2 separate regions of the Homo sapiens genome follow, and region 2 is linked to region 1. Evidence: read pairs that join two places in POLR2A ChIA-PET (ENCODE). Cell type or tissue: IMR-90. All regions are shown on one strand. Region 1 has its middle 12 kb from the start of TACR2. Region 2 overlaps HK1 (hexokinase 1).

Region 1 (5,000 bases):
ATATAAGGTAAACATTCCTAGAAATGCAGACAAAATTAATAAAGCAATATAGTTGGACATTTTAATATACATGTTCAAAACTTGATATATCAAGTAAGCAAACAATAATCATGTATAGAGGATTGAGCAATAAAATCAATAAACTCAGTTTAATAGGTACATTTAGAATTTTTGGCCGGGTGCAGTGGCTCACACCCGTAATCCCAGCACTTTGGGAGGCCAAGGTGAGCGGATGGCTCGAGGTCAGGAGTTTGAGAGGTCAGGAGTTCAAGATCAGCCTGGACAACATGGTGAAACCCCGTCTCTACTAAAAAAATACAAAAATTAGCCAGGCATGAGGGTGCATGCCTGTAGCCCACGCTATTCAAGAGGCTGAGGCAGGAGAATCACTTGAACCTGGGAGGTGGAGGTTGCAGTGAGCTGAGAACGAACCACCACACTCCAGCCTCAGCAACAGAGCGAGACTCCATCTCATTAAAATAATAATAATAATAATAATTTTTAACGCCACGAATACAAAATATATATCCTTTTCATATGCCCATGGAAAGTTTACCAAAAGTAGTCATGTACTTGTGGAAATTTTAATAAATTCTGAAAAGTAGAGACTTCAAATGAAGGATGTGCTGATCAAAGCCATTAAAACTAGAAAAAAGTAAGGCCAGGCATGGTGGCGTCACCTATAATCCCAGCACTTTAGGGGGCTGAGGTGGGAGGATCACTTGAGCCCACAAGTTCGAGACCAGCCTGGGCAACATACTGAGACCTCATCTCTTTGAAACATTTTTTAAAATGACCGGGTGCGGTGGCTCACGCCTGTAATCCTAGCACTTTGGGAGGCCGAGACGAGTGGATCACGAGGTCAGGAGATCGAGACCATTCTGGCTAACACGGTGAAACCTCGTCTCTACTAAAAATACAAAAAAAAAATAGCCGGGCGTGGTGGCGGGTGCCTGTAGTCCCAGCTACTAGGGAGGCTGAGGCAGGAGAATGGCGTGAACCCGGGAGACGGAGCTTGAAGTAAGCTAAGATCGCGCCACTGCACTCCACCCTGGAGGACAGAGCGACACTCCGTCTCAAAAAAAAAAAAAAAAAAAGAAAAAGAAAAAAAAATTAGCTGGGTGCAGTGGCAGATGCCTGTAGTCTCAGGTACTCAGGTGGCTGAGGCAGAGGAATTGCTTGAGCCTAGGAGTTCAAGGCCGCAGTGAGCTACAATCGCGTCACTGCATTCCAGCCTGGGTGACAGAGGGAGACTCTGTTTAAAAAAAAAAACATTTTTAACTATTAAAGAAAAATTAAATAATCATGTTATTATGTTAAGACATATAGATATAAATTCCAGAAAAAATGACTAAAAGAATTGAAATCAATTGCCTCTGGGGACAGGAATCAAGATTAGGGAAGTATTAGAGGAGAAAACTTTCTATTGCTATTAGTCTTATGGTATTATTTGACTTCTTAAACTATATAAATATATCAATTTGATAAAGATTAAATTAAGCAAAATTAAAGAGTGAAGTGAAAGCAGCTCTGGAACTTTTTACTTTTTTTTTTTTTTTTTTTTTTTTTGAGACAGTTTTGCTCCTGTTGCCCACGCTGGAGTGCAGTGGCGCCATCTCGGCTTACCACAACCTCTGCCTCCCAGGTTCAAGCAATTCTCCTGCCTCAGCCTCCCAAGTAGCTGGGATTACAAGCACCTGCTACCACGCCCAGCTAATTTTGTATTTTTAGTAGAGAGGGGGTTTCACCATGTTGGTCAGGCTGGTCTCAAACTCCTGACCTCAAGTGATCCACCTGTCTCAGCCTCCCAAAGTGCTGGGATTACAGACATGAGCCACTGCACCCAGCCTTTTCTTTCTTTTTTCTTTGAAGACAGGGTTTTGCTCTGCCACCCAGGGTGGAGTACAGTGGCACCATCTCGGCTCACTGCACCCTCCACCTCCCAGGTTCAAGGGATTCTCCTGCCTCAGCCTCTCGTGTAGCTGGGACTACAGGTGCACACCACCATGTCTGTCTAATATTTGTATTTTTAGCACAGTCAGGGTTTCACCAGGTTGGCCAGGCTTGTCTTGAACTCCTGACCTCAAGTGATCCAGGCACCTCGGCCTCCCAAAGTGCTAGGATTACAGGCGTGAGCCACCGCACCCAGCCAGCTCTGGAACTTTGATCCATCCTGATATAGTAGAAAGAATATGGATAGTCAGTTAAAGCCAAGTTTGAATTTTCCCTGTCTTACTTATTAGTAATAGGATCTTGGACAATTCATTTAGCCTTTTGTCTGGGTTTCTTCCTTTGTAAAATGGGACACTGACCTGTACAGCCCCTATAGGAGAGACAATACTGGGCTCCAGCCCCTTGAGATAAACCCTGTATCCACTGCCCACCCCTACCCCAGCACAGGCAGGACCCCCCAGCCACAGACACTTGTGGGTTAACTCAGCCCATCTGCCCCTGCTTTCACCTCCTGGTTAAAATTGTTGTTTTGGTTTTGGTTTTCCGTACATCATAAGCATTGGGGGGTATTTTCCACAGTGTCAAGGTCCGTGGGTAAGGATTAGCCACAGCTTGGAAATTTCAAGTAGAAAATAGAACAAAATGGCTTTGAGAGTATTAAGTACAGGTGTTTTTATATCTACATCTGTATTTGAAAAGAAAATGTATCTCTTTATGCTTTAAACACTGTAAACAGATCACTGCAAAAACAAAAACCTGGGGCAAAATTCAAAATTGCTAAGAATAATAAAACTCACTTCTTGTGTTCTTATAAAGATTTGTTCCATTCCCGTGTTTGCACACACATGCATCAGGGAGCCCAATCCTTTCTCTCAGTGGAGGGAGGGCAGTTGGTGGTGACGGGTAGGGAGGCAGGTGTTTGAAGAAGCAGTCACAATGCAGCGTACTAAGTGTGGCTGTGGGGAGGAGCAGTCGATGGCTCTGTGCTGTTCAGGCTCGGCAGCAATGTTAGAGACCCGCCTGATTATCGAGTTGCCCAGCTAAAAGGACGTGGAAGAGGGTCTCAGAGAGAGAGCACAGTGATGCCTAAACATGGCTGCAAACTGGAACAACCTGGGGAGCTTTAAAAAGTACTGATGCATGGCCGGGCATGGTGGCTCATGCCTGTAATCCCAGCACTTTGAGAGGCCAAGGCAGGCGGATCACCTAAGGTCAGGAGTTCGAGATCCCCCTGACCAACATGGAGAAACCCCATCTCTACTAAAAATACAAAATTAGCCGGGGTGGTGGTGTGCACCTGGAATCCCAGCTACTCGGGAGGCTGAGGCAGGAGAATCACTTGAACCCGGGAGGCAGAGGTTGCAGTGAGCCGAGATCACACCATTGCACTCCAGCCTGGGCAACAAGAGCAAAACTCTGACTCAAAAAAAAAAAAAAAAAAAAAGTACCGATACCTGGTTCCCACCCCCAGACATCCTGACTTAATTGGTCTGATGTGTGGCGTGGGCAGCTGGAGTTTTGGAAGCTCTAGGAAATTCCAATGTGCAGCAAAGTTCAGGAGCCGCTGGCCTGCATGAGGGCCTGAGGCAGGAGACTGGGGCTTTCTGTAAATCGAATGGAAAGTTGGAGGAGAAGGACAAACTGTGGGCCTGGAGAGATGGGGATGCGACAAGATTTAGGATATAGAATGGATGGGAGTAGGTGGTAGAGTGGAGAGAGGGAAGGAGGAAGAAGCTGATGGTGATGCCCAGGTTTCAGGCTTGGGTAACTGGATGGAGGTGGTACATTTTCTGCAATTCAGAACACAGCAGAACATGGTATGCACAGAAGACCTGCTGGTTAGAGATGATATATCATCTTGGCTCAATACATAGTAGCCTCAACCGCCACCGCCGCCACCACCACCACCACGATCATTATCATCATCATCATCATCATCATCATCATCAATCTGGTGGAGGCTTCTTAAAAGCCTTTGTGGTCACCAGGATTAAAGCAGTGAGGCTGCCCTCTAGTGTCGTTTGTTTTTCTTTCTTTTTTTTTTTTTTTTTTGAGACAGAGTTTCACCCCGTGGCCCAGGCTGGAGTGTAGTGGCACGATCTCGGCTCACTGCAAGCTCTGCCTCCCAGGTTCACGCCATTCTCCTGTCTCAGCCTCCCAGGTAGCTGGGACTACAGGCGCCCGCCACCACGCCCGGCTAATTTTTTGTATTTTTAGTAGAGACAGGGTTTCACCGTGTTAGCCAGGATGGTCTTGATCTCCTGACCTTGTGATCCGCCCGTCTCAGCCTCCCAAAGTGCTGGGATTACAGGCCTGAGCCACCGCGCCTGGCCTCTAGTGTCATAATCTGTGTATTACAGGCACTCCTGCACTTAGGCTACAGTCTGCATATCTCTGCAGGGGATGAGGCTGGGCCCACGTAGGAGCCAGAGTGGGAGTGGAGGGTCAGGGATGAGTAAGGCATGGTCTCCCCTGTAATGCTCAGGCCAGGATCTCCCAGGCAAGCCCCATTCTTGGCCCTACTGTGAGTAAGGGTCTCCTTTGGATGAGTCGCTGTCTCTGCAAAATGCTCACACGGAGGAAGCCCGGAGCAGGGAATGGGTGCTGGGCAGTCATCCTGGAGGCCTAAGATCCAGTTGCGGCTCCCCTAGTACTTGGCTGTCTGACCTGGAGGGAGTGCCTTTCCTGGACTTCAGTGTCCTCATCAGGGCTGGGCATCTCTGGAGGATGACGTTGTGTCTTTGCAGCTGACCACAATAGCGGGCAGGACCTACATTTCCCAGCCCTCCAGAAGAGACAAGAGGAAGCTTCTCATGTTCTCCAGAAGGGCCTTCCCAGAGCCAGCAAGGGGCAGAGAGCAAGTGCCCTGGAAGGCTTCCAGGAGGAGGTGGATTAATGAATTAGTAAATAGTGTCTGTGGCAAGACATCCCACCTTTGAGACACTGAGGAGAAACTTGCAGACACAGCAAGGCCTGGCAGCAAGAGAAGAAAGGCTGTGGGCTCTAGAGTCAGAGAAACCAGGCTTTCACTGTTGGTTCCCCCGACT
Region 2 (5,000 bases), 79 kb after region 1:
AGGCTGAGGCAGGAGAATCGCTTGAACCCAGGAGGCGGAGGTTGTAGTGAGCCGAGATCATGCCACTGCACTCCAGCCTGGGCAACAGAGCAAGACTCTGTCTCAAAAAAAAAAAAAAATTGAAATAACTGAAAAAATTGAATTCAGTATGAAGTAGCTCCTCGCAGGTGAGTCACTAGAATATCAGAAACATTTTATTTGACCATCCATCAGCTAACATTCACTGAGTCTTTCTGTACCAATCACTAAGTGCTTATACGTATCCTTTTATTTTCAATCTTCACAACCCTATGAAGTCAGTACTGTCAGGATGCCCATTCTACAGATGAGCAAGTAAAGGTAAAGAGGGGTTAGATAACTTGCCCAAACGCACAACCAGTAAGTGGCAGAGTCAGCATTTGAATCCGAAGCCATAATGTATAACCATGAAAACTGCCTCCTGGACAGAACTCAGGGACAAGGATCCCCAAGGAAAGTGGGGGCCAGAGAGAGACTTCAGCACATCAGGAATGGCTACACTTCTTTTCTGGGGCTCTTCAACTTCCATGATTCCTTATAGCTTTGGGTTTTTTTGTTTTGTTTTTTTTGTTTTTGTTTTTGTTTTTGAGACGGAGTCTCACTCTTGTTGCCCAGGCTGGACGGCAATGGCGCGATCTCGGCTCACTGCAACCTCCGCCTCCGGGGTTCAAGCGATTCTCTTGCCTCAGCCTCCCCAGTAGCTGGGATTACAGCCACCCACCACCACGCCCAGCTCATTTTTTGTATTTTTAGTAGAGACGAGGTTTCACCACCTTGGCCAGGTTGGTCTCAAACTCCTGACCTCAGATGATCCGACTGCCCTGGCCTCCCAAAGTGCTGGGATTATAGGCGTGAGCCACCGTGCCTGGCCTAGCTTTGGTTTTATTTATTTATTTATTTATTTATTTATTTATTTAATTTTGAGACGGAGTCTCGCTCTGTCGCCCAGGCTGGAGTGCAGTGGCGTGATCTTGGCTCACTGCAAGCTCCACCTCCCAGGTTCACATCATTCTCCTGCCTCAGCCTCCCAAGTAGCTGGGACTACAGGAGCCCGCCACCACGCCCAGCTAATTTTTTTTTTTTTTTTTTTAGTAGAGACGGGGTTTCACTGTGTTAGCCAGGATGGTCTCGATCTCCTGACCTCGTGATCCGCCTGCCTTGGCCTCCCAAAGTGCTGGGATTACAGGCGTGAGCCACGGCGCCCGGCCAGCTTTGGTTTTATTTTGCTTCATTCTCTAATGAAGACAGTGAAAGCTCAGTCTGATAAACAACTATAAACCACTTGTGCATAGGGGGAAAAGGGGCACAAAAGCAAATACTACACTGAGATGAAATGATCGGTACTTTTTATTTTAATATTTTACTTAATTAATTTGCTGTTTTAATGTTCACCTAAACATTTATTTATTTCATGTTTTTGTTTGTTTGTTTTTTTGAGATGGAGTCTCACACTGTTGCCCGGGCTGGAGTGCAATGGCGCAATCTTGGTTCACTGCAACCTCCAACTCCCGGGTTCAAGCAATTCTCCTGCCTCAGCCTCCCGAGTAGCTGGGTCTACAGGCATGCACCACCACGCCCAACTAATTTTTGTATTTTTTAGTAGAGACGGAGTTTCACCATTTTGGCCAGGATGGTCTCGATCTCTTGACCTTGTGATCCGCCCACCTCGGCCTCCCAAAGTGCTGGTCCTATACGCTGCCGGGCAAAAGACACTGAGGAATGATGTCTGTTAAGGACAACAAGATAACTGATAAACTTTCCTGGATGTCCAGCATCTCTTTAGATAACTACCCTCCCATTTTTCACCTATGAGGTTGGAAGTGGGGCTGAATCCCCACTCCAGCTCCAGGGGTACCAATGCGTAATCCAGGCATGGGATCCAGGGGCATCCCAAGTCACCCATCTTGTCCATCGTGATTGGTTCAGGATGGGCACATAACCCAAGTAAGCCAATCACAGCCCTCTCCAAGACCATCACAGGTCCATGGGGAGCAAGGCCTGCTCTTTGCACAGAGATCGCTGGCTATAAGGGGAGGGGTCAGCCTAGGGCTGCAGGGGCCGTCCCTGCCACTGTAAGAGGAGAGATGGCCTATGAATGAAGCCAACACACAGGAAAGGAGCTGACTGAACTAGTAAGAGACAGATGAATCCCTAGATACAGAAGTCAACTCACAGCGAGACTTCCCAGTTATAGGAAACTAGAATTCTCTTTTTTTCTTAAACAAATTTGAGTCAGATTTCCTTCAGCTACAACCAGAAGGTTTCCAGGTTAGTTCAATATTCTTTGTCAGGAAATGAATCCCCCAAATACCCACTTGCCCTCCATAACAAAAGGGACCTATCAGTCCCTTTTACCTCGGGTTGGCTCCCTGATTCAGAGCTGTCGTGTCCAGTCACCCCCTTGCAGAGGTACTGGAGCTGTAGCCTGTGGTCTCACCCACATTTTATGTGGCTAGCTCAGGGGTTGGGGGTGAGACAGCCTGCCTTGGCTTGCCCCTTTTCTCTGCCTCCTTCCCCTGTAACATCACAGAGATGCCAGCGAATCCTGAAAAACTCTGCATCCTTCCTGCAGGGGCTCGGCTTACACATTCAGGCCTGCTGGGTGCGGTCCTTGGACTGGCTCCATTGGTTAGGAAAGACTTTCCCAAGGAATTCTTCCAAAGCCAGTTATTATATCATAAGACTGATGAGGATGACGATGACGCACCATAACTCACGGTGGTTTGCAGTTTCCAAAGACTCTCATTTGATCCTGATGATAGCCTGGTGAGGCAGGTGGGGCAGGGATTACCATGGCCATTTTACCCATGAGGAAATGGAGGCTCAGAAGTTAAGTGGCTTCTCCAAGGTCACACAGGTTGGGAGTGGCAAACCCAGAGACCGATTCAGTGTTCTAGATTTTTATTTCCTTTTCTCTTTGGCTACAAGCTCAGCCTCTTTCTGCAGTAATAGGTTTCCTCCCAACTTCCTCTTTCAATCTTTGGTCTCAAACCTTGCTTCCTGCTACTGGGGCCTCCTGCCTGTGACCTTTCCTCACATTTCTCATTTCCACTGAAGCTGGGAGAACCGCTCAAGAGAAAGCTCATTAAACAACACATCCGAAGGGCTACTGGCAATTCTCCACTTTCTAATGACAGCCATTATTACCAGCAAATAATGGAAAACAAACACAGGACAGATGTGTCTCGAGTACCAGCCTGTGCTGGAATACAGGGCAAGCAAAAACTCTGCCTGCGGGAAATGCCTGCCTGAGTCCAGCTCAATGAATTGATTCTTCTTTTTTTTTTTTTTGAGACAGAGTTTCTGTTGCCCAGGCTGGAGTGCAGTGGCGTGATCTCAGCTCACTGCAACTCTGCCTCCCAGGTTCAAGTGATTCTCGTGCCTCAGCCTCCCAGGTAGCTGGGATTACAGGCACCGGCCACCATGCCCAGCTAATTTTTGTATTTTTAGTAGAGACGGGGTTTCGCCATATTGGCTAGGCCGGTCTCCAACTCCTGACCTCAGGTGATCCGCCTGCCTCGGCCTCCCAAAGTGCTGGGATTACAGGCATGAGCCACCGTGCCCAGCCTCAATGAATTAATTCTGTACATGAGATACACAGGCATTCCTGCCCATCTACAATCCAGCTGCATGATGGGAACTCCACGCCTTCAACTCAGGAGGTTTCACAGATAGAGAGAATACTTGAGATAACCCAACTATCCTTCCATATAAGAAAACTGAGACCACCCAAATGCTGCAAGAAGAGAAGGTAAATATTTTCCTTCCGTTGACTGGAAAACAGTAGTATGAATATTTAGGGCCCCAAAACAACCGTGACTACACTGTAAATGGCTCTGCTTTGCATGAAAAAAGATAATGGCACATCCAAGCTTCTAGAAAATTTTTTTTTTTACTTCTCCTTTGGGTAAAAACTTCTCTTTTGGGTAAAGGCTGTGTAGGAACAATGAAGCCGAAACCAAGAAGTATCGATTCCTATTTAGCCTCCAAAAGCTTACACTCTAATTAGTGCTTACAATATCCTTAGGGATAAATGAGAAAAGGAGAAAAAAGGGACACTTCGCGAATGGGGGAGGCTGGGCACAGAGGGACAGCAATTCCCAAGAGACTGGGTAGTGAGGGAAACCCAAAATACTTCACCCCAAAATATGGCTCCCTGGTATAATGAGTATTTTGAACTAAAGGCCCTTAAAGATCAACAGATGCTGGAAAATGCTTTTCTCCTATCTGCATAAAGACCACGCAGACCCTCCAAGGAGAACTTTATCCTTACCCTCCCTGTTATCTCATTATCTATTGCAGAAAAGAAGACTGAAGAATCTGACCACACCTGAATGGACCTTTTTAAAGATGTCTGTTCCTAAACCGGGCGTGGTGGCTCACACCTGTAATCCCAGCACTTTGAGGGGCCAAGGCGGGCAGATCACAAGGTCAGGAGTTCGAGACCAGTCTGGCCAACATGGTGAAACCTCGTCTCTACTAAAAATACAAAAATTAGCCCAGCGTGGTGGTGCGCACTTGTAATCCCAGCTACTCAGGAAGTTGAAGCCGGAGAATTGCTTGAACCCGGGAGGCGGAGGTTGCAGTGAGCCGAGATCATGCCACTGCACTGCAACCTGGGCGACAGAGCGAGACTGTCTTAAAAAAAAAAAAAAAATCTGTCTCCTATTCAATTTCCAAAGAGAACCGGTACTGGTTAATCTCTGTTCCCTGATATCTTCATTCTCCCTAGTAATCATTTACTGTTCCCTGTCTCCTGCCTCCCCTCTGAAAAGAGGAAATGTGTGGCCGGGCGCAGTAGCTCACACTTGTAATCCCAGCACTTTGGGAGGCCGAGGCGGGTGGATCACCTGAGGTCAGGAGTTCGAGACCAGCTTGGCCAACATGGCAAAACCCCGTCTCTACTAAAAATACAAAAATTAGCTGGGCATGGTGGCAGGTGCCTATAATCCCAGCTACGTAGGGGGTGCTAAGGCAGGAGG

What was found. Peaks named below come from ENCODE experiments on the same cell type or tissue, not always from the same donor. Only the 100,000 strongest peaks of a DNase experiment are listed, where the experiment ranks them.
Region 2: POLR2A ChIA-PET joins it to region 1 with 14 read pairs; 2 of 35 experiments call an interaction of 5 or more read pairs at or near these places.

What each region holds. Positions count from the first base shown.
Region 1 is chr10:69,426,263-69,431,262 of GRCh38, reverse strand. No RefSeq gene overlaps it. Among named protein-coding and RNA genes, the nearest start is that of TACR2, 12 kb to the right of the region's middle. In IMR-90, a CTCF peak has its summit at 3,957 (motif pointing left); no DNase peak of the experiment used is centred here; H3K27me3 peaks cover 949 bases.
Region 2 is chr10:69,347,115-69,352,114 of GRCh38, reverse strand. All of the region lies in intron 2 of HK1 (hexokinase 1), which reads right to left. Among named protein-coding and RNA genes, the nearest start is that of HK1, 31 kb to the right of the region's middle. In IMR-90, no CTCF peak of the experiment used is centred here; a DNase peak (open chromatin) is centred at 2,674; H3K27ac peaks cover 190 bases.